2 separate regions of the Mus musculus genome follow, and region 2 is linked to region 1. Evidence: chromatin contacts called from ENCODE Hi-C data. All regions are on one chromosome and are shown on one strand. Each heading gives the region's core, a stretch centred on a gene start or an enhancer-like site at or near the end of the contact. The rest is flanking DNA. Distances are from core to core; before and after follow the strand shown.

Region 1 (7,201 bases), core at 1,570-4,069:
TTAACAGGGAAAGCCACGGGCCACACAGCCATAGTGCAGAGCTCTGTCCTTGCAGCTGAGGAAGGCCTGGCTCTTGAATTTATCACCACATGTAAAATCACAACCCTAAGAACTAAAGGGCATTGCCCTGTGTTTAAAGAGCACTTAGAGTTCAGAGAGGAAGTTCAGTGAAGAGAATCTGAGCAGAAGAGCCAAAGAGACACCCACACTGCATCACTGCGCCTCAGCCTCTGCACTGCTAGAGGCAGCAAAGACTCCACCTTCTTAAGCACAAATAAGGCTTGTTTGTCAGTTGGTCAAGAGGAGTTTTCTGTAAAGACATTTTAGTAACACAGCTGAAACAACACTGTCCCCCTAAAGTGAACCCCTCAGCCTTGGAAGAGCGCATAGGTGTGGCTCTGCACCGTGGCTTGGCTCCACAGGAAAGTGAGGATGGCCAAGTAGCAGTCAAGGGAAGGCAGGCACTGGGCCAGGAGTCAGATGTCACCCCAGGCCTGTAATGGTGGAAGGAGCACGCTAGACACTCTGAGAGGGAAAACAGTTGCTCTCTGGGGAGAAAGCATGAACTGTGGTTTTCCTCAGTAAATCAATAAGCCCTGGTAGCAGGGCACTTTGCTCCTTTGAACCAGTTTGTGAAATTGATTATGTCTGAGGATGGAGAGCCAGACGCCTCCCCCCCCCCCCCATTCCCTGGGCACCACCATGCAGGAGAAGGTTCCTGGCTGAGGCTGGGCTCCCTCTTGGACATCCTTTCCCAGTCTTATCAACACAGCTCCCTGGTGACTCCACCATGATACTAGCTTGGCCTGAAGACCCCCTGCAGGTAACCCCAAAAGGCCAGTGGCACTGACTAGTGGCTCTCCTGCCTCCAATCTTATTCTCTGTTGTCCCTCATCCCTCCAGCCAGGCTGTGTTCCCATACTCTGAGGTCTTAAAACAAGAACCAGGAAGTGGAACTTGGGCCTCTGCCCTTCAAATACTTGATCCAGGGCCAGGATCCCAGGGGAAACAAAAAACAAAAAGGGTGGAGGCACCAGATCAGTAGGGCTATGCCTGGGCATGCTGGAGCTGCTGGGCATGGAGGAGAGACACTACTCATCCTTACAGGGCTTTTTGTGGGTACCACTGTGCTCTAGTTGGGCTCTGGGCAGAAACTGGACCCCAGGGGTCTGGTGGAGGCTCTCACCCTTTCACTAAAAATCCCTCCCTCTGTTCCCCATGCATTTCCCTCTCAGTTCATCTGGGCAGCAGGTGTGTAAGGCACAGCCAAAGGCTGGTGCAGTCACACCAGATAACATGGGGATTAGGGATGGTGCTGAAGGTCACCCAGCTGACTCCAGGAGCACCCGAGGGTCTAGGGAAATCTTGTTTTCTTGGTCGGAGGGGCAGCTGAAAGCTTGGAGCCTCCTCACTGACTCTGGTCTCTCTTCCAGAGGGCAACTGAGGACATAAAAGCCACCCACAGCAGGCGCACCTCTGCCTCAGGGCCTTTGCATGTTCTCCTCAGCCTTGTGCAGCTGGATACTGAGTAGTGAGGCGCACTCCTGACCCTCCTGACCCTCTGGAGTGTGAAAGTGTGGCCTCTTCCTCTCTAGTCAACAGTCCTGCTCCCTCTTTATGACCTCCTATTTCCTACAGCTCACAAATATAATTTATATTTTACAAAGATATGTTTATTTATTATGTGGTGTTGGGGATCTGACCCAGGACCTTGAATTTTGTTTGTTGTCTGCATTCAAAAGCTCCCAGAGCCCATGAGAACACATTCCCTGCTATCCCCAGGGTGGGTGGGTGGGGGGCAGTGTCTGAACAGTCAGTCCGTGTCGTTGAGCACGGTTGCACTGAACATACTTCTTTAGGGACACAGGAAGCCCTCACGTGGCCCGCCTGGTGTGGGTATTAGGGAATGGAAAGTCTTTGCTGAACACGCCCACGTTTTTGTTCCACCCTTCCCCCCAGCCCCCTCAGCTTCAAGTCTTGTGTGAAGTCAGACCACGCACAGCCAGTGAAAGCCTCCACTTGAGGGAGGAAGTCACTGTCACAGTAAAAACAATGTGAGCCTCTGGGGCTCTGCGACTTTAAAAAAAAGATCAGGCCGAAATCGGAGGCAGAGAAGCAAATGTCGCAGATGTCCATCTCTACAATCCTGCCAGCAGCACAGAATGCCAGCAAAGGCACAGCCCTACTGTCAACGCGCATGCATACATACCGGATCCCTCCACCTCCCTCCTGATCCCGCCAACCAGATGCCAGAAAGGCTATCCAGACTTCTGGCCGCCGGAAGTTTAAATGACGGGAGGTGCAGACTGGAGAAGTTAAAATTAAGAGTCACTTGGACGGCGCCCTCAGCTACCTGGATTGGCTCAGGTGCCTGGGCAAGTAGCAAGCCTGGAACCCAAGGGACAAACATGCATGGGGGGGCGGGCGGGCGGGGAAACCAGGGGGCTGAGGAGCCAGCATCGCTGTCAGGCGCAGCACCCACCCCTTGCTTCCGAAGCGCAAGCAAGGGGTTGACGCCCCTGGAAGAGGATGGAGCATCAGATGCAGGACTAAGAAGCATGGCCTATTGCACGCCTGGATCGGTCTTAGGATAAGGGGAAGCGCATTTAGCTGCGGGAGATACGCGAAGCCCTCGCAACTCTCACGCTGGAGTGCCGCTGCTGTCCCCGGAGCTTACTGTCAGGGTCGCTCTCGGGTTCCTACTCCCGCGGCGGCTGGTGTGCAGTTCCTCCACTCTCAAACTCCTCTTGAGCCTCTTTGCCTGCTGCTGAGCTGGTGACACCAGCTGCCTGTTAGCCCCGCCCCCACTAGCCCCGCCCAGGCCTTGGCCCCACCCCCGAGTTGGCTGGTTGGCCAAGGCTAGCTGAGCATCTAGCTAAGGTGTTTCACCTATTCTGGCAAAGTCTGCTGTTCTGAACAGGGTATTGGCAGTTTAAACTCTGCAGTCTGTGGACTCTACACACAAGAGCCCAAGCTGGCCTGGTGCTACAGCCTTCCTCTCACCTTCCTAGCAGTTCGTTGTAACCATTTTATAAGCGAACCAGTCAGTGAGCAAACATCTGGGGATAAAGCTTGAGGGTAGAGTGTCTCGCGTGGGCAAGGCGCTGGAGTTCATTCCCAGAACCACAAATAAAATAGTGAAGTGTGGAATGAACACACAAACCTGAAGTTTGTCGTTAAGTGCACCCTGTGAGGCTGGCTGATCTGAAGCCCAGGAGGCATGGACACCAAGCAGAGGCCAGCACAGGGAGGAGGGAGAGAGCGCTGCCTAGCCAGCAAGCAGGAGTAGGACAACCACAGTTCCTGGCACCCTTGGGGCTAACCTGCTCTCCATTAGCCAGCCTGCCCAGTGCCCTGTCTTTACCCCCGCGGCCCTCCTAAGACTCGCCTAGAACCTTCTCAGGCTTCAGCAGCCACACAGACAAGATGACCAGGCACACCACTGTGAGGGCCTAGCAGTGCCTGCCGCGGGGTCCAGGTTTATCATCCTACACACATGTGAAGCGTAGGGATCCTATTTTCACCTCTCACCTCTGATCTCCAGCCTCCTTCGCTGCTCATCATGGCCCAAACCCTCTCCGTTCTAACGGAGAGCCGGTTTCTCTCCAGTGAACACATTCAACTCATTCCTGCCTCCGTGGAACTCCTGGATAGTGTGTCCTCAATCCTCTCTGGGAACCTGGGATTTCCAGGTACTGCAGCTCCTTCCCCTCCCCAGCACACCGTTTGCACACCTGCCGTCCTCCTCTGCAGTGTATAGTCCAGGCTTGTTTCATAGCGCCCTCTAAACTGTTCCCACAGGAGCGCTGCCTCCAGCCATTCAGCAAAGCAGTAAACGTATTGTTCTTAACAAAGTGTAGATGGAAACATTCTAATGTGCTGGGCAATGGTGGCTACACCTTTATTCCCAGCATTCCTTGAGTAGGAGCCAGAGGCAGGCAGATCTTTGACTATGATGCCAGCCTGGTCTACAGAGAAAGTTCCAGGACAGCCAGGGTCACACAGAGAAACCCTGTCTTGAAAAAGAAAGAAAGGGGCTGGTGAGATGGCTCAGAGGTTAAGAGCACCGACTGCTCTTCGGAAGGTCCTGAGTTCAAATCCCAGCAACCACATGGTGGCTCACAACCATCTGTAATGGGATCTGATGCCCTCTTCTGGTGTGTCTGAAGACAGCTACAGTACTTACATATAACAATAAATAAAAAAAATTACATTGTCTCAAAAAATAAGAAAATAACTAAAAATAAAAAAAAAAGAAAGAAAGAAGAAAAGAAAAGAAAAGAAAAGAAAAGACAAAACCATAACACTAGTTGCTGGTGATGGATGTATCATCCTGTGAATGTGATAAACCTACTTGTCTTAGTTAGGTCTCCTACTGCTAAGATAAAATATCGTGATCAAAGCAGCACAGGGAAGAAGGGATTGGTTTCAGCTGGAAACTCAGACACACTCCATCCCTGAGGGAAGTCAGGACAGAAACTCAGGACAGGAACCTGAAGGCAGGAACTGGACCAGAGGGCACTGTTTCTGGCTTGCTCTTTATGGCTTGCTCAGCCTGCTTCCTTACACAGCTAAGGACACATCTGTCCAGATGGCTGGTGGGCTGGGTCCACTCATATCCATCAATCACTAATTAACAAAATGTTCCACGTTAGCATTTTTTCTAGGCTCTGCCCCACAGTTACCTGGCAACAACCAGGTATGCCTGACTCAGTATCAAAGAGGCTGTCTGGCCCCTCCTCACCCTCTTACTCCTTTACCCTCTTACCTAATCTGTCCCTTCTCTCCCCATTCCCTTCCCCTTCCCACGTGCTCATGGCCGCCCTCTACTCCTCTCCTTTCTCTCTGTCTCTCTCTGCCTTCCTCTCTTTCTACTCCCTCAATTCCCCTCCCCATGCCTTAAATAAACTCTCTTCTATCCTATACCTGTCGTGTGGCTGGTCCCTCAGCATGGTCCTGCAGAGGCATCCCTTCTCCTGCACTGTACCTCACTCTACAAACACATCCCTGGCTTCCTTTTCTGTTTTATAAAACACAACCCCCCACAGCCTTACCTATAGGCCAATCTAACAGAAAGAAAGAAAGAAAGAAAGAAAAAAGAAAGAAAGAAAGAAAGAAAGAAAGGGAGAAAGAAAAAGAGAGAGAGAAAGAGAGAGAGAGAGAGAGAAAGAAAGAAAGGGAGAAAGAAAGGAAGAAAGAAAGGAAGAAAGAAAGAAAGAAAGAAAGAAAGAAAGAAAGAAAGAAAGAAAGGAAGAAAGGAGAAAGAAGAAAAAGAAGTAAGAGGTTGATTCTTGGCACATACTTTAGAGCACCCAGGCAGCTCTGTCTGGGTCACCCTGTGCAGGGCTGGTGGGAGGCATGGAAACTGTATAAGAGGTGAGAGATCTGCAGGTCATGCCCCTGAAGGGAATCACAGGACCCCAACCACACCCCTGTTCATACCACCAAATTCCCTGGCTATGGGTTGAACATTCCCCCCCCCCCAGTGTCCGTTTCTGCCATATTGTGTCACCACAGGCCTCCAAGCAGGGCCACCAGATGCAAACCCGAGATCTCTAAGATCCCATGCCAGGACAAACCTGATTTCCTTATAAACTGGTTACTTCAAGTCCTTGTGATTGGAAGGGAAAGCTGACTCTCACACACAATCTGGTCCGAAAGAAACTTGGGACAAGTGGCTATCTCGAGTGTCTATGAGCATACCAAAGTGTAAGCTGGCCTCCAGACTCCCTTAGGGTCACAGGACCTGTTAGAGTCCATGCAGGTCTCTTCTCAATTCTTCTCATACCCTACCCTAACCAGCTCACGGGCTCCCTCCCCACAGCCGCTCATTCCCTTGCAAAGGCTCTGTACTCTGACTCCTCTCCTGTCTTTCTTTCCTGTTAGGCTCTTTCTCCACCCCACCCCCTTCTCATGGCCAAGTCCACTCTGCTGGCCATGCTCAGTTTACTTTTTCTCTCTGCTCTGGATTCATCCGGGTGCCTCTGGCTGTCCTTTCTCTCCCTTATACATACGTACAACAAGAACCTTCCACTTAGCCATTCACTGGAGCAGTCATGTTGTCTGTTCACACGTCTCCTGCTGGAAGCCCTCAGTTCACACACACAGCAACTCTGAAAAGCACGTGGGTAACAGGATAAAAATTGCAGAACCGCTCTTGGTTCTCCCATTCCCTAAAAGAAAGCCAGGCTAGTATGGTTCAGTGGTGCTGACTCGTAATTCTAGATGCCTGGGCACTGACTCAGGAAGATCACAAATTCAAGGCCAGCCAGAATCTAATCAGTGGAAAGATTAAGAGATCCTAGAGCTAGGACTGGGGGTTGTGATCTGTAATCCTAGCATGCAGGAGGCTCAGGTCTCAAAAGATAAAGGTATTGAGGCCAACATGAACTAAACAGGGATAGATTCTGTCTCAAGAAACCCAAAGCCACCAAACAAATTTAAAATTTTTATTTAAAAATGTATGTGTATGAAGAGGGTGTCACATCCCCCTAGAACTGGAGTTACAGATGTTTGTGAGTCACCATGTGGGTGCTGGGAATTGAACTCTGAACCTTGGCAAGAACAGCCAGTGATCTTACCTGCCCAGCCATCTCTCCAAACAAACACATTCTAAAAACCTCAAACCCCAGACATCCAAGTCTGCTGTGCTGTTTCCACAGTGACTCTGATTCCCCAGCTACTGATGGCAGGGCCTATCACTCATAAAGTTCAGTGAAGTGTAAAATGCAATTATTTGTGAAGCAGCCATGATGATCCTTCATTTCCCGATGGCAGGGTGGGCAGAACAAGGTTTCCTCCTGCGTTCTGTCCATGGCAGTGTTTCATGGCAGACTGAAACCCCTGAGGCATGCAGAGTGCTGCTTTCTCCCCTTGAGCCGGGCATTGAAAGAGTGGCAGAAATATAAGGTGATGGATGCCACCTTCTCCCTAGAAGTTACTGTAACGACCTTGGCGTGCTGCCCATCAGGAAGGTGCCTTAGCCACGTGTGTGCAATCCATGAGGTTGAATCCCAACCGTCAGGAGGAAGAGGCAGGTGGATTCCTGTGAGTTCAAGACCAGCCTGGTCTACACAGTAAGTTCCAGGACAGCCAGAACTACATAGAGAAATCCTGTCTTAAAAATACAAAAAGAAGGAGCTGGAAAGATGGCTCAGCTGTTAAGAGCACTGACTGCTCTTTCAGAGGTCCTGAGTTCAAA
Region 2 (7,201 bases), core at 1,956-4,455, 820 kb after region 1:
ATATCTGATGCCCTCTTCTGGTGTGTCTGAAGACAGCTACGGTGAACTTACATAGAATAAATAAATCTTTTTAAAAAATGTACATTAGCATTACTCTAACCTACCAACAAGAAGGACTTCAAATCTATAATGAATAACATATTTGAGGTTTACTTCATAAGGTTTGCATTCTCTGAGTCAAATCCCAAATGCACATCAATTAACTCTGCCAGCCGCCCACCTAAGCTAACGTGTGCACCTCTCCAGCCCACAGCTGACACCTACTCCAACTGTAACATCTTTTACCGCTGTTTCAAAACATGGCCCATGAAACCTTCAATACTTCAAGAAACCACAACTTTCAAGAATTATCATTTACATGAGGTAATATCAAATGATGGCTGTGCTAGGAGCTCTCTGAGGTGTTATTTCTCACTCCGGTGACCAACAGATCCACAGGATAAAAGCCAGTGCTCTGATACCAATGATAAGATAAGCAAGCAGCAGACAGAAAGACTCCTTCACCTGCTGAGCAAGTCTCCATACATCACCCAAGCACACAAAGACACACTCCGGAGGCCAAGAGCTGGTTATGCAACTCTACAGGAACGCTAAAGACTCTTGCAGACTGTGGAATTAAGGAGAAAGTTGCATTACCTACCCCTCCCAAGAAAGTCTTTCTAAATAACATTTCTTCACTGTTAATCCCCTGAAGGAAAAAAAAACAAAAAACAAAAAAAGACTTCCCAAGCTCCATCTGTTTAGACAGACAACAGATGAAAGAAAACGAAAGTGCTTATCTGGTGATAAGAGGTTCATTACTGAGCCTGCCTCAGTCCCCCTAACTTGTGAGATAGCATCTCTGGGATAAGGAGTATGCTTGGGAGCTGTAGGAATGAAGTCAGACTGGCAGAAGCGACCATGAGGGCCCTCGGGAAGCAGGAGAGCACTGGCTCACATCTGCACAAGGAGGAGGGGCACAAAAAAGGAAGGTGACAACAGAAAACTCTGTCCATTTCAACACTCAGTTCCAAGTTGCCCGGGACAAAGAGGAAGGAAATGTGCTGGGCTTCCTTCTCTGAATCCCCACCTCTCTTCCTCCCCAGATCAATTAGGTTCTCCTACTCTTTCCAAAGTTTGAGAAAGCCCACAATGTCTTTCTATATGAAGGTGCCAGTAGGATCTCAAACAACACTTCAAAAACTTGCAATAGGAGCACTTTGTGGCTTGGGGACCGCCTGCATCTTTAAAAGGCCCTGGAACAGATTTATTCTGAACTATCAGAAGCATCCAATCCTTGCCATTCATCCCATCCAGGTACTAACCACGTCTGATCCTGTTTGGCTTCAGAGATCTGATGAAATCCAGAGGATTAGAATGGTATGGCCCTAGACTCACTGCTGTTTCTCTACTGCATCTTGAAGACACCACATTAACTATGAGTCCAACAAAGAACACAAGTCAAAGTTTAAAAAAAAAAAAATTCTATTACTTATTAAATAGTAGGTAATACATAATCAAGGCACCCAGTAGATATTTGAGCCTCAATTTTTCAAAAATATGCCTATAATGTGTAATATAAAATTTGATCCCCAGAAAAAAAGGGAGGAAAAGAACTGAGACTAGCAGGGCATGGTGGCTTTAATCCCATTCTTTGGGAGGCAGAGGAAAACAGACCTCTGTATGTTGAAGGTCTGCCTAGCCTGCACTGTGTTCCAGGACAATAAAGGCTGTGCAGAGATCTTGTCTCAAAAAAACAAACAACAACAACAACACAAACCATGAACTGACACTGATGGTGATATTTTATATAGCATGTGGAGAACGACCTTGTCTTAGGAGACAAAAAAAAAAAAAAAAAAATGGGCTGCCAACAAGATATGAATGCCACTTTGCACAAGATCCACACAGTCAGTGGAAACTACATAACACATCCCAAAATATTGCCCAACAGGAGATAATTATACTGGATAGGACAAGGAGGCTCCAGACTCCCGTGTATTCTTATGCACCCAAGTAACGCATAAGAGACGCACACAGGCTTCCCTAAACAAACAGGTTGTTTGCAAAGAAAAGTCACTCGCTAAACTGTACCCTCAACCACATACCGCAGAAATTCAAGAATCCTCAGGCTTTTTTCCTGTCAACCCAGATTCTTGCTAACCCGAGGGTCATTTGGCACTGAACGCCTCACATATTATGGTACAATATAACACTATGTATCAGTGTGGCCGATTTCTTTCTACGATGCTCCGGTGCGTTACTAAGATCTTTAATCGTTTCCCCCCCTCTCCCAAATTCACTTAATGTGGCAGAAAGAAAAAGCTCAAATGGTGGCTCACAGCTACCCTTTAACACCTGAGCCGGCACAGGCCTGCTAGGCAAAACGCAAACAGGAAGGCGTTCGCAGGGTCTGTGCCCCTTCAGAGCCGTGCAGGAGAAAGCTGGCTGTCCTGGCAGAGTGGCCTTTTCCCTTAATACCCAAAAGCACGCTAATCTTAACAGTCCTTACTCACTCCCGCCCCAACTCCCCAGTCAACGCTCATCATCACCCTCTCTGTCCGTATTAGGTCCTCCATCCCGCGCTTCTCTGTAGCCCCATCTTCTAACCCTCAGAGCAGCTGCTACTTTGTAGCCCCAGATCTAGTCCTGCTCCTGCACCTGAGCCACGGCCCTAGCACACCAAGTGCGCTACACAGGGCGGGCGGGCGCAACGCCAGGCCAGCCCGCCATCGCCGAAGTGCCCCGGAGCAGGCCCTCCGCACCCCAGCGCGCACTGAGTGGCCCTCGAAGCTGCTGGAGGCGCGAGGTCCGCTGTCACCGCGCAGAAGCACTCAGGAGGCCCGGATAGGCGGGACGGCGCCCTGGCAGGAGCCAGAGGCGGTTAACCCCTCCTCCGAAGGCCGCCCGCTTTCCGAGGGCCGGGAAGCCGCGGCGAGCACAGCCCAGCCCGGCCCGGCCGGGGCACCCAACGCGCGCGTCCGAGACGGGGATCGGGGGTTGTCCGCCATCCGAAACCCGCGCTCGACTTCCGGCCCGCGCGGCCCCAGCCTCGCCGGCCGCCCCGGGGAACCCGCTCTCCACACGCGGCGGAGTCCCGCGCCGACGCTCACCTGGCCGCGCTCCGGCGGGAACTCCAGCCACTCCAGGACAGTCACCAGCAGCCAGCGGCGACTCCGCGCGCGACACAGCCGGCCGCGCTCTCGCGCCCCCGAGGTCCCGCCCCTAGCGAGGCTGCCCTGAGCTCCCCATTGGTCCCTCGACCTTTTGAATCATCGCCGGCGCTGGCGATTGGTCGAGGGCCAGTGGCGCGTCCAGCCCGCCCGCTCGTGAGCGTCCGGCGTCCCCACCCGGTTTATCTCCGCAGCCCAGGCACCAAGCCGCGCTTTGGCTCGCGCCCTCCTGCGGAGCGATCTAGGCCGGCGGTCTGGGAGGAGGGTGAAGCTCGCGCGACGCCAGGCAAAAGCGTCCGCTGCTGTCACCCGGCTCTCGGTCCGTGTGTAACCTCGGGAGCCAGCGGGCCGCGCGCTTAGTCCGGCCACGGCCGAAGCCCGCGGGCTTCGCGTCCCGCCTGGACCCGACCCCAGCAGGCCCAGGCCGGAGCCCCCAAACTCCCCCCCCCCCTTACACTTGCCACCACTGGTTGTTTCCTTCCTCTCGGGTTGAGAGTTCAAAGCAGTTCGTTAAAGCTCCCTACTTCGCCGTGCTGTTTTTAAAGGTATTTCCAACATCCCTTATTAAATACATCTGAGTGTCTTCCTGCCTCGGAAGCACTGTGGGTTCAGATGCAAGGCTGAAATAAGTCTTTTCATCCGCAGCGTGGCTTCAGGTGCACAGCGCTGTCACCTTCTCAGCTACAAACGAGTGAGTAAGTGCGTGCCTCGGAGCCCTTCCTAAGAAAGAGTGCTCACCACGATTTGATTTGTCATTGCCGTTGGGGTTGCCCTGGGTGGAAATCTAAACCACAGATGTGTGCATCAAGAAACCTCTAAACGTAAAGTTTGGCAAATCCCTTAAGCTTCAGCTCTTAAAGACGAATCCTACTCCGAGTCCTGCGGCAAATAACACAGGAAAACACCATGGGAAGGATGTCGTTTGAGATAAATTCTACTAATACCAAAGACATCCTTCACTCCTCAAACCCAGAGCCAAGGTTCCGTTGGGTTCCCTCCACAGGACATATAAGCATTTTCACTTACAAAATAAAAGACCAGAGGCGGGGAAACCTTGTAAACTTTGGTTTATAGTTTCTTCAAAAGGACCAGGCCAGTGAGGCTGGAGAGCCAGCTCAGATGATAAAGAACCCTGCCTTGAAAGAATAAGAACTTTGTGAGCACTTGAGACCCTCAGCACTAAAATTAAAACAAGAGGAAGGTGCTCTCAAAAGGCTGTAACTATAATGAAGGGGACAGAGGTAGCTGGGGACAAACAGATCTCCCTGGACTCAGTTGGTAACAGCTAGGATTTTGTGAGACACCCTGTCTCAAAGAGCAAGATGTTGCGCAGTTGGAGAAAGACAACTTACACTAACCTTTGGCCTTCATGTATACACTTGCACACACACACACACACACAAATAAGCCTGTATACGAATTCAACATCATACCTTATATTCACTAAAGATGTTTGTGTGTGCAAGGCATGGGTACATACAGAACTCATTCCTGCTTTTCCTTAACATTTAACTTTAAATTTTTTAATTTTATTAATAAGTTAGAAGAGGTAAGGACATGGATCCGGACCTACTAATTAATTGTGAAAATTAGATGCAGCTGTTCATTGGGAAACGCAGCTGGCAATAATTCCTTATAACATTCTCTTATTTCAGATTCACGAAATTGCCATTTGTAATCAGTACATTCAGGTAGATGAAATGTTTGTTTGTTTTTTTAACCACATGTATATCAGTAAGTTCTTAATGGATTTTGGGTCTTTCTCTATCTAAATCTCATGGTTGCATAATTTGCAATTAGATGTGAGTTGTAGCCTCACTGCAGCCTGTTTAAACTACCAAGTTCATCTTTTTCTTTAAAAGCTAGAGGTGGAGCATAAACCCTTTACCCTTGGCCAGCCACACCCCAGCCCCTGGTAAATCAATCCTAAAGATCCCTTTCTCTGACTGTTAGCTAAGAAGTAAGCCTAAAAATATGTTTGGATGCTCTCAGAGTCCAGAAATACTTCTCTGCAGAAAAATATCCCAACTTCAGCAGGACACGGGACAGCCATGCAGAAACCCTGGCCTGCTGGAATCTGAACAGATGTGGTGGTCTCTGGACCTCCCCAGGCTTGCTCTTTATCTACCCCACCTCACCAGCTCTCCAGAAGTCTCCACAGACTGGCCGGCCCTTCCTTTGACACTCTAGAATGTTCCTCTCTTTTCCAGAGTGCAGCATCCCAGGAAAACTTCACAAAGTACTTGCCACACACAGGGCTCTGTGCCACAGGCATCCATACTCATAGAGCATAGGAAATACGTTTTATACACTTTGTATCTGTGCCCATTAAGTTCACCAGTGAGCTTGCTGACTGTGAAACTGTGTTCTGGGTGTCCTCCAACTGTCCTGGGTGTCCTCCAGAAAGCCGGGTTCTATCTCCTTGAGCTTCCTCCAGTGTGGATAAAACCTACACAGAGAAATCCTGTCTGAAGGGAAAGAAGACAAAAGACAAAAAGCATCGGAGCTCTCCTTCAGGGAAATTCTCCCCCAGCCTAGTGGATGTGTAAAACCTATACCTCGGGTGTCTCTTGCTGCTGCCGCTGGTCCTGCTGGCGTTTTCTTCAACTGTGCTAAATGGCCTTTGCTTTTTTTGTTTTGTACCCTCTTTATGTAGAGCCTCTCAGTAGGCCTTGAATTCACAATGATCTGCTTGCCTGCTGGCATTAAAACCATGCACCAGTCGGGCGTGGTGGCGCACGCCTTTAATCCCAGCACTCCGGAGGCAGAGGCAGAGGGATTTTTTAGTTCGAGGCCAGCCTGGTCTACAAAGTGAGTTCCAGGACAGCCAGGGCTATACAGAGAAACCCTGTCTCGAAAAACCAAAAATAAAAAAGTGAGAAAAATAAACCTACTGTATATCTCAAGAGGCGGTCAGGTCCTGATTCGGAATACTGTGTCAGCAGTGTATGACCCTGCTCCTCCTCCCAAAGACAGTCTCCACCCACCCATCCACCATGTGTGGAGGGAGAAGAGCTAAGGTGTGGGTGGGAGGGTCAAGCACATCCACACAGGGCCGCCATTAGTGAAGCTCTGGCTCCACCCACAGCGTGACTGAATAGTTCAACCAATGGCTACGGGGTTATGCCTTCACTTAGAATGAAGACCATTGAGATCTATCTAGCTCCCAAGATTTTTACAAACCCCACCACTAAACTACACCCACTGGGAGCCGCTGAGAGCATCGCAGCAGGAGTCGGGGTGGGGCTGGTGTCTGGTGAAGCCCTTCTGGGTGTCATTTGCATTTTTTTATCACAGTGAGTAGATACCATCTCCTTTCCTAGTGTAGAGAAAGTGAGACTCAGGGACAATAATAAAACTGACCCAGGATCACATTGAGCACATAAATACTGGGATAGAAACTGACCCGGGATCCGAGAAAGCCAAGGACCCAAAACTTCCCCTTTATCCAACCTGGGCTCAGCTGCCTCCTAACCATTGCCAAGCATCACATCTAGTACAAGGTGCCTCTGTTGTGCTGGGTGGGTGATCCCAGGTCATGAGAAAATAGCTGTGAACACCTATCCACATTTGGGAGCAGCAGACTCATCGCTGCTCTCCTCAGGGAAACTGCATTGACTTCACCCGGCCTCTCACCCTTGGGTCCCTTCCTCCCCGACTCTGACCACAGTTCCTTTCAGTTCCCCATTGTGGATCCTGGAGAACCACACATGTGCCTTCCCTTCCAGGCACTGTCACAGAATACCTACCTTATGCACAAGATCACTGTAATCTTCCTACTATTTTTAATACAATACTCAGTGTGATTAAATCTATTTTAAAATGTTTGAGGGTGATGATAAAATATTTTAAGATGAATATTAAAAGTCATAGTTGCATAATGAGTCTTCATTCATTTCTCTTCATTAACTTGAGCAAGATCATCCATTAACTGATAGTTAAACTGTATCAAGAGTGAATTCCTAAAAAAGAAACAAGAAAAAAATTCTTGCCAGGGAGGGTGGTGAAAATGCCTTTAGTCCTAGCACTTGGAAGGCGCAGGCAGGTGT

Evidence for each region. Hi-C counts contacts between places; a loop is a spot of excess contacts on that map.
Region 2: a map of T-helper 1 cell shows a loop between it and region 1 (2.6-fold over the local background). The contact joins the promoter of Lbr here to the promoter of Ephx1 in region 1. A Hi-C loop is called at or near these places in 2 of 37 maps with a recorded cell type or tissue (T-helper 1 cell and T-helper 2 cell).

Annotation. Positions count from the first base shown.
Region 1 is chr1:181,014,750-181,021,950 of GRCm38, forward strand. Ephx1 (epoxide hydrolase 1, microsomal) reads right to left here and starts at 2,820. Exons shown (of 9, transcript NM_010145.3): 1 at 2,678-2,820.
Region 2 is chr1:181,839,196-181,846,396 of GRCm38, forward strand. It overlaps Lbr (lamin B receptor), which reads right to left and starts at 3,206. Exons shown (of 14, transcript NM_133815.2): 1 at 3,093-3,206.